Linked DNA regions of Mus musculus: region 1 is linked to region 2. Evidence: chromatin contacts called from ENCODE POLR2A ChIA-PET data. All regions are on one chromosome and are shown on one strand. The core of a region is the stretch at or near the end of the contact, and the rest is flanking DNA. Distances in the headings are between cores, read along the strand shown.

What was found. ChIA-PET counts read pairs that join two places held with the same protein, here RNA polymerase II (POLR2A).
Region 1: POLR2A ChIA-PET joins it to region 2 with 22 read pairs in embryonic stem cell. The contact joins the promoter of Vcp here to the promoter of Dnajb5 in region 2. POLR2A ChIA-PET finds 5 or more read pairs at or near these places in 4 of 5 experiments (Patski and embryonic stem cell).

Annotation. Positions count from the first base shown.
Region 1 is chr4:42,998,463-43,001,848 of GRCm38, reverse strand. It overlaps Vcp (valosin containing protein), which reads left to right and starts at 1,342. Exons shown (of 17, transcript NM_009503.4): 1 at 1,342-1,687. The coding sequence starts at 1,671.
Region 2 is chr4:42,948,461-42,951,449 of GRCm38, reverse strand. It overlaps Dnajb5 (DnaJ heat shock protein family (Hsp40) member B5), which reads right to left and starts at 1,583. Exons shown (of 5, transcript NM_001355438.1): 1 at 1,446-1,583; 2 at 507-974. The coding sequence starts at 688.

The DNA.
Region 1 (3,386 bases), core at 93-2,592, 51 kb before region 2:
TGTCTTAAAAATATTAAAACAAATGGAGTTGGGGTTGGGGAGATGTTTCTCAGAGTAACTCCATCTGTACAAACATCTCTCAGGTCAGTCTGTGTGGGTAGGAGGTGAAGGGTGAATTGAGTCAACCAGAGCCAACCAACCATCTTTTGACTATAATGAAAGTCAATGGATTGTCTTTTGGGACACAAGGACCTTAAGTCACAGCACTTGGTTGATTTTCTTGCTCTTGGGCACGACTGCATTTCTGAGTGTTCTGCAGTTGTCCTTGACTTGCATGAACCTCAGTGCTCTCCCTCCCCAGATAATATTTATACTCTATGGTAAGGAGTGTGTACTCCCAAGGCCTGAGAAACTGCAAAACCTGCATGATTACAAGAGAGTGCAAGGGCAATAGGGTGAAGTAAGAGCTGGGGTGCTGATTCAGAACTGGGGTCCAGAGAAGAAGAGGGGGTGGGGTAGGTGGGGCTAGGTTTTTGTTTTTTGGTTTGTTTGTTTGTTTGTTTGTTTGACTCGAGTTTAGTTATGCAGCATTATCTGGCTTCAAACTTTCAATCTACCTTTAGCCTCTGGAGTACTGGGATCTAGGATGTACACCACCATACCCAGCTAATTTTACCTTTTAAAAAATTTTATCTAATTAGTTTTGAGACGGGGTCTCACTATGTAGCTCTGGCTGGGCTGGCTGGAACTCTTTTTTTTTTTTTTTTTTTTAATAGATCAGGCTGACTCAAAAGTCACAGGTTGCTGCCTGCCTCCGAAGTGCTGACATTAAAAGCATGGACTACCACATTGCTTTTAAAATTTATTGAAATACTGTTTGGGACTAGAATTAAAGATATGGTCTTGTATCCTGGGTTGATCTCCATCTATTAGTCTTCCTGCCTCTCATCTTCCCAACTACTAAAAGTACAGACCTAGTCCATCAACCACGCCCTTGGTTGGAGCCAGTGTTTTAAAGGAGCATGAAGGATTTTAGTATGGTGGAGTAAGAGGATCCCTAGGATTGGCGAGAAATGAACAATGTGGGCTATTATTACAACCCAACTAAACTAATAAGGGTTCAGGCCTTTGTGCGAGGTTCTTCCAGCTGCTTATAAACTAAGGAGCCAATCAATTGAAGCCAAGTAGGAGAGGCCTCCTCCGAGGGATAAAGAGGATATGGCCTATTGCCTTTGTCGATTGGTCAAGACTCCCTATCCGTCGAGGAAGCGTAGTGCTGCGGCCAATTGACGTGGCGTTACTAGGCGTGTTGCAGCCTTGAGGCGGGGCCAGGCCACAAACGAATTTTCTGATTGGTTACGGTCTGCGGGTTGCTGGGGAGAGGCACGGAGAGGCGGGCACGAGTCCCAAGGCCGGCGCTGATTGGTTGGGGTTAGAGCAGCTTTCCTTCCGATGATTCGGCTTTTCTCGGTTCAGTCTCCGTGAAGCGTTTGCAGCCGTCGTTTGATTAGTCGCTGCCCCCCTCGCGGATTAGGAGCTAGCGTCTCCCGCCCGCCCGCCTGCCGCCCCGGTGCCCCTGGGAGGAAGCGAGAGGGAGGCTGCCAGAGGGTTTGTCACTGCTGTTGCTCCTCCGCCTCAGCGAGTCCAGCCCCGGCCTAGTCGGTCGCCTGCCTTTCTCATAGCCGTTACCCTCAGGCCGCCACAGCCGCCGACCGGGAGAGGCGCGCGCCATGGCCTCTGGAGCCGAGTAAGTGTCTGCGCGCGCCCGCCCTCCCGCTGGCTGCGGGGGCGCGCACCGTGGGACCCGCCGTGCTGGCTAGGCCCGGTCGGGCCGCGTCGGAGAGTCTAGGCCGGGAGGGAGAGAGAGGGAAGGAGAGGCCAGGGACGAGGGAGGGCCTCAGGCCGGGCTGTGCACCCGCGCGCCCCCTAGGTCGGGTCCGCGCTGGGCCTGGGTCGGAGCCTGGACAAGATGGTGCTGTGTCATGCAGGCCCCGACCGCCTGAGTAGCTCCCTCGGCGCGGCGGCCCCGGCCTAGTTAGACTTTGGGGTCCACACTCCCTGCGTGGAGACCTTTGGCGCTGGCACGCCGGTCGGCCATGTCGCCGACCACACGCAGAAGACCCTGAGCCTGAGAAGGGAAAACACTGCAAGCCCGAGGCCGCGACTGGGCCCGGTGGGCGTGGACTTGGGGCCACGTGAAGGCCTCAGGAGCCCTGAGACTCTAGGGAAGGCCGGGCCAGGGAGATCTGAGGAATCCAGCCCGGTCTCGGTGGATCTGGGACGGTGTCACTGCGGGAAGTTGGCATCTTCTGAACTACGTGTAGTGAGGGGCTGTTAGGGAGAGGGCAAGTCATGCCCTTCTCAAATGGCAGTTTTTCACTGTGGGAGACCTGTTGTAAACACCCGGAAGTTTTAACTAGGGGCTTTTTTTTTCGTTAGTGTTTTGCTTTGTGTATATATTTTTGTTTTTGCTATGATCGGAGGTGGCTAGAAAGGAGTTGGTTTTCTTTTATTTTTAGGCGCTGAAGTTAGAATCCGAGTTGTTTTTATTCTTTGTATCTTAGCTTTGAGAGCTTGTAGGTTAGAGTTGGCTTAACTCTTCAAAATAAACAGATCTCTATCCCCAAGCATCTATGTTGAGTCTCTGGACTCTTATAGCCCCACCTTCATCTTTCAGAGAGCATAAAATAAAACCTAGCCATCTCAGCCCATTTAGTTAGAAACTAGAGCTTCCCATACAAAAACAAAGCAAACAAAAAACTAGCAAGTGTAGGAAAATATACAAACCCAGAGGTTTTGAGGCCATTAGGTGTTTTGAGTGTTGTAGGTTTCATTTCTTTGGGATGAAGTATTCACTCAGTTGTTTGGCTAAAAGGACTTTTTTTTTTTTTTAAATAGCTAGGCTAGGATGGGTGGTTTTGTGTACATACATAATCCCAGAACCTGAAAGAAAGGCAGAATAGCACATTACTAGGCTATAGGCTAGCTGCACTGGGAGTCTACTTATTGAGCCCTTGTCTCAAAAAAAACAACAAAATACACTTTTAAAATAAATACTCTGTCAGTCTTTCAATTTTTTTTTAAGTTAAAATTCTTTTTTTTTTGAGGCAGAGTTTCTCTGTGTAGCCCTGGCTGTCCTGGAATTCCCTCTGTAGACCAGCCCGGCCTCAAACTCAGAGAGGTCTTTCTGCCTCTGCCTCCCAAGTGTTGGGACTAGTGGTGTGAGCTGCCACTGCCCCATGTTTTGTCCTTTGATATCAGGGACTCAAGTAGACCAAATTGACCTCAAATTCAGCCTTGTAGTCAAGGCTGTGTTTGAACTAGTCTTGCTGCCACCACCTTCCATATAAGGGGGCTACATGAATGTCACAGTATGCCCCACTTATATCTAGATTTTTTTTTTCTTTTTTTAAATTAGAATTCCTTTAATCTGGCATCATAGGCAG
Region 2 (2,989 bases), core at 334-2,833:
GACCTGCCTCCTTTCCCTCCTTCTTTCCACCCTCCTTCCCTCTCCCTCCCCACAAGCCACGTGGTAGGATGACAAAGGAGCCCCAAGGCATGGCTCTGCCTTTGATGAAGAATGAGTATGTCAAGGTAGAGCTAGGGATGAAAGAAAAAATGAGGACAGATAGCAAGAGGGACCATCAAGTACAGGGAGGAGACAGGGTCTGACGGACAGGGATGAGAGATGACAAAAGGAAAAGGCTGAAGTGGACCACACGTTACTGATGGGTTGGGAGGGAGAACCTAAGAGCTGAAATATTGGAGATATTCGTGGAAACATGAGTTTGAGAGAGAGATGAATGACATGGGGTACAATTCATTCAAAAGTACAGGTGAGGTCAAGGGGACTCATGCACATACCGGGGGGAGATGAGGATGACAGGGAGGAAGGAAGGAGGCAATGCAGGGAATGGCTGATGTGGAGAATCTGACTTGGCATGGGTATGAGCGCCCTTCTCAGGAGGGACTTACCGAAACTTTACAAACCCATTCAGCGTCCACGCTCGAAGTTTTAAGGGCTCCAGCTGAATTTTAAACATCAAGCTGGCTAAGAAGTCTTCTCCCCAGAAGTGTGGGAAGCTCCGGAAAGCTCCTCGAGCCTGCAGTGGGGGTGCTGCTGGGGGTGGGCAGGACAGCACTGTGCGCTTAAACATGCCCAGCCAAGCCCCTCACCTCTGATCGCTCCACCGGAGCCTGCTTGGGACGCTGTAGCTCTGGAAGCCACCTCCTCAGATTCCCAGAGGCCGTGACCCAGCAAGGCCTGTATCGTGCCCAGGGAGCTGGACCCGGTCCCCAGGTGTAGAGTGCAGAGAGAGGATCCAGTGGCCACCTGCTCTCAGGTGCAGCAGTGTCTGGCTGAATGATGTGAGCGCCTGTTCGGCTGTGTGACAGTGAGGCTGGCAGTGACAGTGTGTAGTTGTTGAGTGGCAGCGTGTGTACCTGTGACAGGTGTGATAGTGAGGGCCTGAGAGTCAGTGAGCTCCTCTCGCCTCTCTGGGGAGGACCCAAGCCCAATCCCCAAGAACCTACTCAATGAAGTCACTGACGGGGAGTCTCCTCCCCCGCAGATGGGCGGGGAGGGGCGGGGCAGAGCCGAGCCTGGCCCGGACAAAAGGCGCGGCAGGGAGAGGAAGGAAGGGGGTTCGCGCGGGGGAGGGGGGTCGGTGATGTCACCCCAGCTGGCTGGCTGGCCTGCTCAGAAACGCCTCCGCCCGGCGCAACCCAATCCGACCCGACCCAACCCGACCCTTGTCGCAGATACCCAGCACCTGGCAGACCCCGAGCTCCCAGGCCCCTCACCCCTACGACAGAGGAGACTATGGGCCCACGGTGTCCCAACCCCCCATACCAGGACCTCTCTTCTCGACGCCCCACTCCCGGGACCCCCGAGTCCTCGCTCAGCGCCCTCACCGGTGAGGAGCTGCGGGCGCCGCCGCGGTCCTTCTATCAGCCGCTGCCCCCTCCCCCGGCTCCGGCTCCGCCGCCTCCACTCGGGACAGGAGTCGCCTGCCCGCCGGCCGCAGACAGCGGGACCGGGAGCCCGCCCCCACGGCTCCGCCTCCGCGCTTCCCATTGCCCGGTCTATCCGTCACTCAGCTCAGACTCTTCTGTGATTGGATACCTCTCAACGAGCGTCCGGGTGATAGCCACCTCTTCTCCGCCCCTGTCACCCGGCCACACGCGCACACATTCCGGGCAGTGATTGGTGTGGGTGTGATTGGTGCCCTCTGGGATCAATCAACCACACCTCTTCTCCATCTCGTCGTGTTATTGGTGAAAAGAACATAGGGAGGCAACTCCAGGCGCCCTTTGATTTTATTGGCTGGTCCCTGTGATTTCGACCCAAGCCAGTGTGGGCAACTATATTAGTCCAGTCTCCAGTATGAGAAGGTGAGACATTCTAGCCACCGCCTGAGTCCAGGGAGAACCTTCTGGAACGAGTGCAACCTCAAAGACAACCTATTAGGAAAGCTGCACTCATCAGTTGTTGGTGACACCAGGCATTCTTTCGAGTCGAAGGAGAGGCAAAGGCTCTGGATCAGTATCCAAAGCTCATCCCTTCTTACTCGTCTTCTATCAGATTGTGATCCAACTTGACCTGGCCTGGTTTAGCTTTCCCTTGTCTTGACCTGGGATTGACCTGCCATGGTTTAACTGTAACACAAAACAGAGCCGGATAGAGCTGAGATTCTAAGTGCCCCTGTGATTATCCTCTGCGCTAGTAACTGGTAACACCTTCCTGAGTCTCTGTCCAGATGCCCTCCATCTTCAGTCCTTTCACAGCGGCTCGCTTAGGAGCAGTGGCTTCTCAGCCACTTGGAGTCCACAGTGTCCAGTTCAACCTCGTTATAAACTAACCTTCCATCTTCTCCTCGCTGCCCGCCCCCCCCCCCCGTCCTTTTTCTTACCCCCTGTGATACCTGGTCTTCCCTCACACCAAATTTCTGCCCTGTTCTGTATCTTTTTACTTCCCCCTCCATCTCCCGCCTTTTGTCTTAATTCTTAATTCAATTCCCTGCTTCCATAGTCTGCAATCTCATAGCTCATAGTTCCCCCTTTAATCTTTTACCTCAGCTTTTCATGATCCTCTTTCTTAGCACCCTCATGCACTGTCATCTCTGGCCCCCCAGCCCCCTAGTAAATCATTAAATCTCAGCCCCAGTGTCCCCGATACTCGGAGCAGGCGGGCCTGCGGAGGCGGTCGCCAGCGGAAGCCGCCGCTCCAGCAGACACCGAGCTTGGCGCCCACGTTACTGTCTCCCAGGCCCATCTGTGCTGGAGGGAGCGGGGGGGGGGGGTGGATGGGGGTAATCTGGGGGTGAAGAGGGGGAGGGGGTTCTTGGGAGATTTGGTGACAAAGGCTTGAGAAAATTCTCTCACCTTATTCTTCGCCAGTTCTCAGGACCGGATTTAGATATCTATGAGGCCATGAAGAGCAGTTGGAACTGTAAACT